Linked DNA regions of Homo sapiens: region 1 is linked to region 2. Evidence: chromatin contacts called from ENCODE Hi-C data. All regions are on one chromosome and are shown on one strand. The core of a region is the stretch at or near the end of the contact, and the rest is flanking DNA. Distances in the headings are between cores, read along the strand shown.

Evidence for each region. A loop is a pair of places that touch in the nucleus more often than their neighbours do. Pooled maps may share reads with other maps.
Region 1: a loop to region 2 is called in a pooled map, with 19 times the contacts of the local background. The contact joins the promoter of CCDC90B-AS1 here to the promoter of TMEM126A in region 2. A Hi-C loop is called at or near these places in 9 of 50 pooled maps.

What each region holds. Positions count from the first base shown.
Region 1 is chr11:83,282,861-83,287,491 of GRCh38, reverse strand. It overlaps CCDC90B-AS1 (CCDC90B antisense RNA 1), which reads right to left and starts at 1,372. Exons shown (of 3, transcript NR_186344.1): 1 at 945-1,372. It overlaps CCDC90B (coiled-coil domain containing 90B), which reads left to right and starts at 1,125. Exons shown (of 9, transcript NM_021825.5): 1 at 1,125-1,619. The coding sequence starts at 1,520. RefSeq lists enhancers at 1,088-1,737, 1,160-1,755, 1,788-1,867, 1,756-2,352.
Region 2 is chr11:85,646,164-85,650,975 of GRCh38, reverse strand. It overlaps TMEM126A (transmembrane protein 126A), which reads right to left and starts at 3,009. Exons shown (of 5, transcript NM_032273.4): 1 at 2,887-3,009; 2 at 635-727. The coding sequence starts at 720. RefSeq lists enhancers at 2,759-3,028, 3,199-3,248.

The sequences.
Region 1 (4,631 bases), core at 123-2,622, 2.4 Mb after region 2:
AAGTAGGAGCTAAACATTGAATATATGATGGTAAACGTGGAAACAACAGGCATTGAGGATCATTAGATGAGGAAAGGGGGAGACGGACAGAGGGGCATGGGTTGAAAAAGCACCTGTTGAGTACTATGCTTACATCCTGTTGGGATCATTGGGACCCCTAACCTCGATATACCCTAAGGTTTTGCGTTTTGTATTTTGAAACTGGTAAGATCAAACTTTTTTCCCAATTTTTTTTTTTTTTTTTTAGATCGAGTCTCACTCTGTCGCCCAGGCTGGAGTGCAATGGTGTGATCTCGACTCACTGCAACCTCCGCCTCCAGGATTCAAGCGATTCTCCTACCTCAGCCTCCTGAGTAGCTGGGATTACAGGCATGTGCCACCACGCCCGGCTAATTTTGTATTTTTAATATAGACAGGGTTTCTCCACGTTGGTCAGGTTGGTCTCGAACTCCCGACCTCAGGTGATCTGCCCGCCTCGGCCTCCCAAAGTGCTGGAATTACAGGCATGAGCCACCACGCCCAGCCATCCCAGTGTTTTAAATAGCAATTTATATTTCCTCTTCATGAATTGTCTGTTAAAGCAGTTGTTGGCGGGAATCAAGTTTTGTTCTTTCAATGTGCTTCGGGCCTTAGAAATGGTGTTTGTTACTTAGTTGACTCTCACAAAGCTTTGAATACATATAGATAGAAACCTAGCCGTAATTGTTTAGAATCTTGAGAGAGTAAGCCACTAACACCGCACAACTGTGTGCCATTTTACAACTTACAGAGAATATTCATGAGTATTAGTGCATTTTAATACAACTACTGTGCATTGTTGCTTTCAGCATTTTACTATGCGGAGCAGTCTTGAGTAACTGAGGTCTGAGAAGGATAAATGGTGAAAATTCAAGGAATTTCTCCTAGAAACGGAGGAATTCGGCTTCCCTAAAGAAAGGACATACCGACTGAAATAGTTGGTCCTCCCGTGCACCAGAGGGTGAAGCAGCAGGATGTGACGCCTCACGAAAAGTGAGCGGCTTGCTGGACTACACTTCCCAGAAGGTTTCGTTGGCCCTCGCACTACGCAATCACCCAGAACGCTCAGCGGCCGAAAACTTCAGGTTCCAGGCTGCTGTGCGGCTAAATGCGACTCCATCTCCCCCGACCCAAGCGCGTAATGGCCGCTGGCTATCTTGGGGGAGCCAGCTGTTGGACTATGCCCCACTGCCAGGAAACAGGCGCCGGAAGGTTCTCTGACAAGATCTCGCTTTCCTAGGGCGGTGAAGGCGTTCAAAGGTCGGGAAGGGGCGCTGGGAGAAGCGGGGCAGCGCTGAGCCATGCTCGCGAACTGTGGGTCTGTCTGTGAAGAGACCCAGTTTCGTGGGACCACGGTGGCGCCTGCGCTGGGAGGTGAGCTTGTGACAGAGCGAAAACTACAATTCCCAGCATTCCTGTGGTGCCAGAACTACCTTGCCCGAAAGCCTGTGCGAGATTTACCCCGTCTTCCGCCTCCCTCCCACCGGAAAACTCTGAGGACATGAATAGTCGCCAGGCTTGGCGGCTCTTTCTCTCCCAAGGCAGAGGAGATCGTTGGGTTTCAAGGCCCCGCGGGCATTTCTCGCCGGCCCTGCGGAGAGGTGAGGCAAGGCGTCGTGTCATAGATGCCTGAGTGCTCTCTAGGGAGACGATGCCCGTGGGGTCGCGCCTGCTCGAGCGAACGGGAAGAGAAGGTGCCACGCCCTCCTCCCGGATTCACGCCTTGTGCTGGGCGACGCCGCTGCCTGCTGCCCCGACTTGCCCAGCTCGCCCCAAGGGGCGAGGACTGAGGAAAGCACTGCCTTTCTGTTCTTAAAGCGAACCTTTGAAGGCCTGGGCTTCGCGCCCGGCTTCTTTCTCAGCCGTTGTTTCCGTTTTTTGGTGACAAGAGGCTAGTAATCTCGTCAGGAGCCAACGTAAGGTAATCTGTGTTTGAGGGTGTCCTGTTTTCTTTTGTGGCCTGATCAAATTTTGATTTTGTTTTTTTAGGTGCTGGCCTCGAGCCCAGGTTTTTGGTAGACAGCATCATAAATTTCAGGCCACGTCTGCCTTATTCTCACTGGAATTCTCAGTACATTTCAGTCACATTGTAGACTTTGGGAAAATAAGTGAATACTGGAACCCACAAGTTTCCAACCTGTTGGCACCCCTGTTAACAGGGTGTCCTGAAGACATCTAACTTTATTCAGAGAAATGTTTCTAGGGCTAGGTTTTTGTTGTCGTCGTTGTTTTTCACCCCCAGTTTTTTAACTTCCCTCCCAGTTTTTAAACCGTTTTAAGGTTGTCCACAAAATAGGCGAATAGGCACCTCTTATCTCTGTTCACCTTCTTGAATCTTCAGTGCCAGGTACGCTGAGCCATTCGGTACCCAAACACTTCTACGCTGTTATTTATACTCCATATTGTTACTTGTGCTATTTTGCTCATTGTTTCATTTTAATCCACACCAGTAACAGCTGCAGTCAAAACTGCAGTTGTTGATCCTCCATCTGTGAGATTGCTGTTTAGCTGCCAGGGTCATTCACAAGGTCTCTTTTGTTAGGTATTTGAGTGTTTAGCATACATACACATTATGATGGATTTTACAAAAAGGAGGTAGCACTTTTGAACTCCAGGAAGTCATCCAGCTGCCATCTTTGTTGACTTTTACATATCCAAATGAAAACAAAATTAAATGTTCTTAGAGAATGAACTTTGAAGTGTATATCATACTGGGAAATAAATGACCATAAGTACATGTTAATGTTTTAACATAAAAGTTATCCCACTTGAATCTGAGTGTTCTTGGAGAAACCTTAAATCTCTTCTTACAACTAGTAGGATTTGTGTCCTTCCTCACTAAACAAATATTGAATGTTTATTTTATACAAGTAGTTTAAACTTGCCTAATAATGTCAATAATCAAGGGATTTGAAAACCTTGACCTCTGACCAATGGAAGGACCTTAGTTATTCTAGTGCAACTAGTGTAGCACGTTAGTAGACCAGCATGTAAGAATATATGCTGTTAATGCCTGTTCTTTTGAATTCCTGACAGAAAAGTAACTGGCTATACACTGAAGTGTTTCAGCTGTAAAATTAGCAGTAAATTAATATAAAACTTGCAGCTTAAATTTAATGGGACAACACTTTACATGTTTGCTTGGTTGTTTTTTCAAAAGTAAAATTTGACCTTTTCCAGCAAAGAGGAGCTTGGTGCAAGATAGGCCAGAGTTCCAATCCACAATCTATGACTTAGTAGTTTTGTGAAACTGGTTAAACCTTTAAACTCTTGAGTTTGTATCTCGCTATTACGAACAAACAAATCCACAAGATAGGTATCAAAGAAACAAAAGTAGTAACAATGAAAGGAAAGGTTTGGGGTTTTGTACAGATGTTTAAGTCTGTACAAAACTCTTCAAATTATTAAGGATCTGTTATTCCACTTTGAGCTGGAAACACTGATTCTGGGCACTTCATCTCCCCTACCTATTAATATGGCTGCAAAGACTTACTTATTTTTATTTTTTATTTTTTTGAGACAGGGTCTCTGTCACTCAGGCTGGTGTGCCTTGGCGCCATCTCGGCTCCCTGCAGCCTGTGCCTCCCAGGCTCAGGTGATCCTCCCACTTCAGCCTCCCAAGTAGCTGGGACTACAGGCACACACCACCATGCCCAGCTAGTTTTTGTAATTTGTGTAGGGACAGAATCTTCCCACGTTGCCCAGGCTGATCTCAAACTCCTAGGCTCAAGCAATCCGCCTGCCTTGGCTTCCCAAAGTGCTAGGATTACAGGCATAAGCCACTGCACCCGGCCTGTAAAGACATTCTTAATGAGTGCTTATGCACTGAACTGCCCATGACACAGTTGGAATAGTGATTATGACACCCTACTATGAATATCCAATGGTTTTTCCAGTTCCTTATGGCTTCCAAAGTGGAGTGAAACCCAAAGTTCTACTGCCAGTGGGTGTCAATACCTACCTCATAGGATTGGGAGGACTAAGCAAAATATTATGTGAATATTTGAGCACATATAAGGAATAATGTTTTACATATCCTTCTGTATTCTCAGCTCTCCTTAACCCCATAATAAATAGAAGCCAAGAGAATAGCAAAGGCAGCCCATGCCTAGATTTTGCTGATTTCATTCATCCTGTCTGGATAACTTCTCTCAGATTTAATATAGTTCTACCATCATCCAAATAGCCATTCTTGATCCTTTATTCTCAAGGAGGGCCAAATGCTTCTCCTTTGTATTATTCATCATTGTGTATACATAATGCCAAGCACAGTGCCTTTCATTCAGCAAGTATCTATGGAGCATCCAGAATTGTGTAGGCATTGGGGATTCAGTAGTGAGCAAGAACAGATGTGGTCCCTGCTCTCAAGGACTGTATAGTTTAGTGCAGGGGTTGACAAACTTTCTGTAAAGAGCCTAATAAATATTTCAGGCTTTGTAGGCTGTAAGGTCAGTCACAACTATTTGCTTTGCCACTGTAGCATGAAAGTAGCCATAGATTAATCCATAAATGAATGAGCTGTGTTCTAATAAAACTATCTAGTTCTAATGAATAAAACTAGAAAAACAGGCGGTGGTAGTCTATGGGCTATAGTTGGCTGACTGCTGGTCTCT
Region 2 (4,812 bases), core at 1,760-4,259:
TGCCTCAGCCTCCCAAGTAGCTGGGATTACAGGCACCTGCCACCACGCCCAGCTAATTTTTGTACTTTTAGTAGAGATGAGGTTTCACCATGTTGGCCAGGCTGGTCTGAACTCCTGACCTCAGGTGATCTGCCCACCCTGGCCTCCCAAAGTGCTGGGATTACTGGCGTGAGCCACCATGCCTGGCCCTCTTTAATAATATCTTAAAGATCTTTAGCCATGATCCTATTTCTCTGACATTCTCTATCTTGCTATGTGTGTTCTATGGTACTCTTAGACTGGTAAGCATACTGACAGAATGAACTGGGAAAAAAAAGACATTTTAAAAGTTAAAGTTTTGTTATTTAAATGGGTCTGTAAATGTTTACATTTTACTATACTCCAAGCCTAATGGAAAAACTCAAAACATTATACAATTAGGTATGTCCAAAGACATGAGTTCCAGCCTCACCTTCCACAATTAGCTATGTGATGTTGAGCAAAATGGTTAAACGCTCTCATCCAGGCAAGAAAAGGGCAATTTCCTTCTCACATTCCATGTTGTTTATACTCAAACCAGATAAACTTGAGATAATGAATCAATGGTGAAAATCCACCTGATAAAAGGTGTTTTTAAATTAAGAAGGGATCTTACCTTTCTGCTTCTGGAAGCTGGTTAATTTTTCTGGATATATCAACAATTGTTATGTTTTCCTTATTATTGGATTTATGATTTTCCATTTTGAGCCTTAAAAAACATGAAGATATCATTTCTCAAGAATTTATACAAAGAATTTTAAAAACCTTCTGAAGACTAAAAATAATACTGTAGAGCTAATCTGAAAAAAATCATTGCATACATATTATTAAAAAAAAATCTAAGTGAAACAGAAACCAGAACATGAAAAGCAACACATAAAGCTTTTAGGAAATACAGAATATCTTCATAATCCTTGAAAGTATTTCCTAAACAATTCACAAATAGCACTAAACATAAAAGACTTATAAAACTAACAGTATTGAAGTTAAGAACCTATGGTTATCAACATATACCATAAAGATAAGCTAGTGGGGGAGAAAATGCAATAGAACTGACAAAAGAGTAGTTAGTACCCAGAACATACATGGAACTACATATCAACATGAAAAAGGTAAGCAGCCCTACGGAAAAACTGACAAAATATTTGAACAGGCACTTCACAAAAAGGAAAGTTAAATGGCCAATAAACATGAAAATATGCTCACCTTCATTATAACTGGGGGAACAACCCACAGTGAGATACCAATAGGTACCCATAGGTTAGCTAAAATCAAAATCTGACAATTCCAATTATTGGCAAGAATGCGGGGTAGCTAAAACTACATTCTGTGTACATTCTGTGGGGTAGCTTTACCCAAACTGTACAGTCACTTTGGGAAAGAATTTGGTATTATTTAGCAGATAGAAGACACACATAGCTAGCAATTTCATTTCTAGGTATACCTGAGATCAGGGCTCAGCAAACTTTAAAGGGCCAGATGTAAATGTGGTAGGCTTTGCAGGTAACATACAGCCTTTGTTGAATATTTGTTTTTAAAAAAACTATAAAAACATAAAAATCATTCTTAGCTGGGTGGCTGTACCAAGGCAAGCTATAGGCTGCATATGGCCTACATGCCAGTAGTTTGTTGATGTCTGCACTAGTTAGGGTGAAAATGTGAAGGGAATGGTGAATGATGAAGATTTGGCTCAGGTTTCAGGGTAACAGTTAAGAAAAACAAAGGCTGGATGCAGTGGCTCACGCCTGTAATCCCAGCACCTTGGGAGGCCAAGGCAGACGGATCACCTGAGGTCAGGAGTTCGAGACCAGCCTGGCCAACATGGTGAAACTCCCTGTCTTTTAAAAATACAAAAATTAGCCAGGCACGGCGGCAGCTGCCTGTAATCCCAGCTACTCGGGAGGCTGAGGCAGGAGAATCGCTTGAACCTGGGAGGTGGAGGTTGCAGTGTGCCGAGATCTCGCCACTGCACTCCAGCCTGGGTGAGAGCGAGACTCGGTCTACAAAAAAAAAAAAAAAAACAGTTCAGGGATAACAACAAAGGAAAACATGCTTTTATGAAACCAGATTTTCTCATTTCCTACAACATTACAGGCACTCGTTTAAATATTTATTGCTACCTGTTTTATATCGATAAGAGGTCATTTGGAAATGTTGATTACCTTGACATTCCATATCTCTAGACTTAAAGCTAACCTAATAAGTACAAAGCAGCCTTAGAAATTTATGTCTAGGTTTCTGGTAGTCAAATTTTTGAGGGCCTTGGCTACGATAAGATGATAAGACACAATCTCTGCTGTACAGGAGCTCTGAATGATTTTGTGTATGGGGTGGTGAAATATATAATCAAATTTAGTATGTATATATTGTACTGAGGGCAATTAAGTCACTCAATTCAGTATAAGTGCTGACTGGGCAGCCCCTGTGGGCATTTTGTCTCCGATATTAATAACAAATATCTATCAAAGACAACGCCGCCTGTAAAAACTACAAATATTTCGAAAGATTTTTGTGTTACCTATCTCATGTCATTCTTGGAAGAGCTCTGAGAGATAGGCAGTGTGGGGCCTATCTGAAAGAGAAGTAAAGTGGGACCTCTGAAAATCAAATTTGGCCGTGGTCACCTTGTAAATTGACAGTAAACCTGGGATTAAATTCAATCTCAGGCATTTCTCCTTTCTACTGAGTTAATTTAAATATAAGGTCTTTCCTTCTAGAGTGCAAAGTGAAAAGACAGCAGGAAGAGCTAACTACACTTCTACTTGCTCTCATTTACGCGCAGCGCTGCTGGTAGCTAGCGTGTCACCGCGTCGTGCTTCTCCTGACACCGGGACATTTACTTCACCCCCTCCCCCGGAATACCAGTACCTTATGCTCTCCTCCCAGCAGCCTGTGGGTGCCTCCTCCTTCCTCAGCCACGCCGGAGTTCACTGTGGCCTTTGCTCAAATTACCTGGGCGCAGCCATCTTTGGCTGACTCGTGACGCGGCGTGGGCGGGCGCCGGGTCGCGGCTGCTAATTGGACTGCGGGACGGAGGTTGCAGCCAGCAGCGGCTTTGGGCTGAGAAGCTTCCGGCCCTAGGAGGTGCCGGGAGGCTAAGCGTTGAGGTTTGTTTGCCTGGCGTAGAGTGTGCTCGTTTCACCTACTCTTGCCTCCCAGGACAGAACTTGTAGAAATTGTGAAATTTCGAGATATAAGTTGGGTGACCCTCAGTCAGCCTCTTCCATTGAAAACGTACCTCGGGCATATTACTTAACTTCCTGGTCAGTAGAGCCTACTTACGTTCTTGGCATGGGGTAAATGAAAACTGCACAGCTCTTGGCATATGATAGCTACTCAGGTTAAAAATAAGTCAAAGGTGAGCTATTTCTTGGCTCTATCGATTTTCTACTCTCCCTAGGAACTTAAGCTCCCTGTGCCATGTTTTGATCTGTATTGATTGCCCTACCATAATCAGCACCTCAGAGCTGCAGCTTATTTTTCTGAGGATTTCTCGTGTTCTCCAGAGTACTGCTTATTTGGAAGCAGTGTTGGGTGAAAGTCATCTTATTTCTTCTTGCTTTTTAAGTATAAATACTAGAAAATTTAGAATTATATATGTGGCTTGCATTATATTTCTATTGGACAGTGCTGTTCAGAAGGTACCTCTAATGCTCTCCTCCCAGCAGCCAGTGGATGCCTCACCAGGTCTTCCTCAGCCATGCTGGGGCTCCCTGCAACCTTTGCTCAGTTCGCTTGGACTAATTAACCCAATAGAAGGGAAAAATGCCTACAATTGAATTTTATCTTAACTCCATTAAGATTAGCAGGTAAACATTGTGCCAAAAAATATATAACTAACTGTAGCAATAAATACATGATCATAACACATTATCAGAAATCTTAATTATTCTCATCCTCTCAAATTTCTGAACAAGTGATAAAGTGTTGCATTGTCCAGATAATTTTTATACTGTCTCTCCATTGCAGGGTTGCTTGACCATTAGGCTCCATAGTGCCAAGAAGTCTGTAATTGCAGTTTCTAAACTTGCACAAATAGAAAGACTTATTTTCACGAAGGTGTACAAGAAGGAAAATTCCTAGTCTTTTTTTTATTTTTATTTTTTATTTTTTAGACAGAGTTTTGCTCTCGTCGGCCAGGCTGGAGTGCAATGGCCTGATCTCAGCTCATTGCAACTTCTGCCTTCCAGGTTCAAGCGATTCTCCTGCTTCAGCCTCCAGAGTAGCTGGGATTACAGGCGTGTGCCACCACGCCCAGCTGATCAGCTGATTTTTTTTTTTGTTTTTGAGACTGAGTCTCGTTCTGTCACCCAGGCTGGAGTGTAGTGGTGTGATTTCGGCTCACTGCAAGCCCCGCCTCCTGGGTTCACAGCATTCTCCTGCCTCAGCCTCCCAAGTAGCTGGGACTACAGGCTCCTGCCACCACGCCTGGCTAATTTTTTTGTATTTCTAGTAGAGACGGGGTTTCACTGTGTTAGCCGGGATGGTCTCTATCTCCTGACCTCGTGATCCACCCGCCTCGGCCTCCCAAAGTGCTGGGATAACAGGCGTGAGCCACCGTGCCCAGCCTCGGCTTATTTTTTAGTAAAGACAGGATTTCACCACGTTAGCCAGGCTGGTCTCGAACTCCTGACCTCAGGTGATCCACCCGCCTCGGTCTCCCAAAGTGCAGGGATTACAGGCGTGAACCAGCGTGCCTGGTCATCTAGTCTTTTACTCACTTTGCTTTTCATCTCAAGGTTTTAAGCAAACAAATCACAATATTCTGCTTACTACCTTTGCCTTAATGGAATT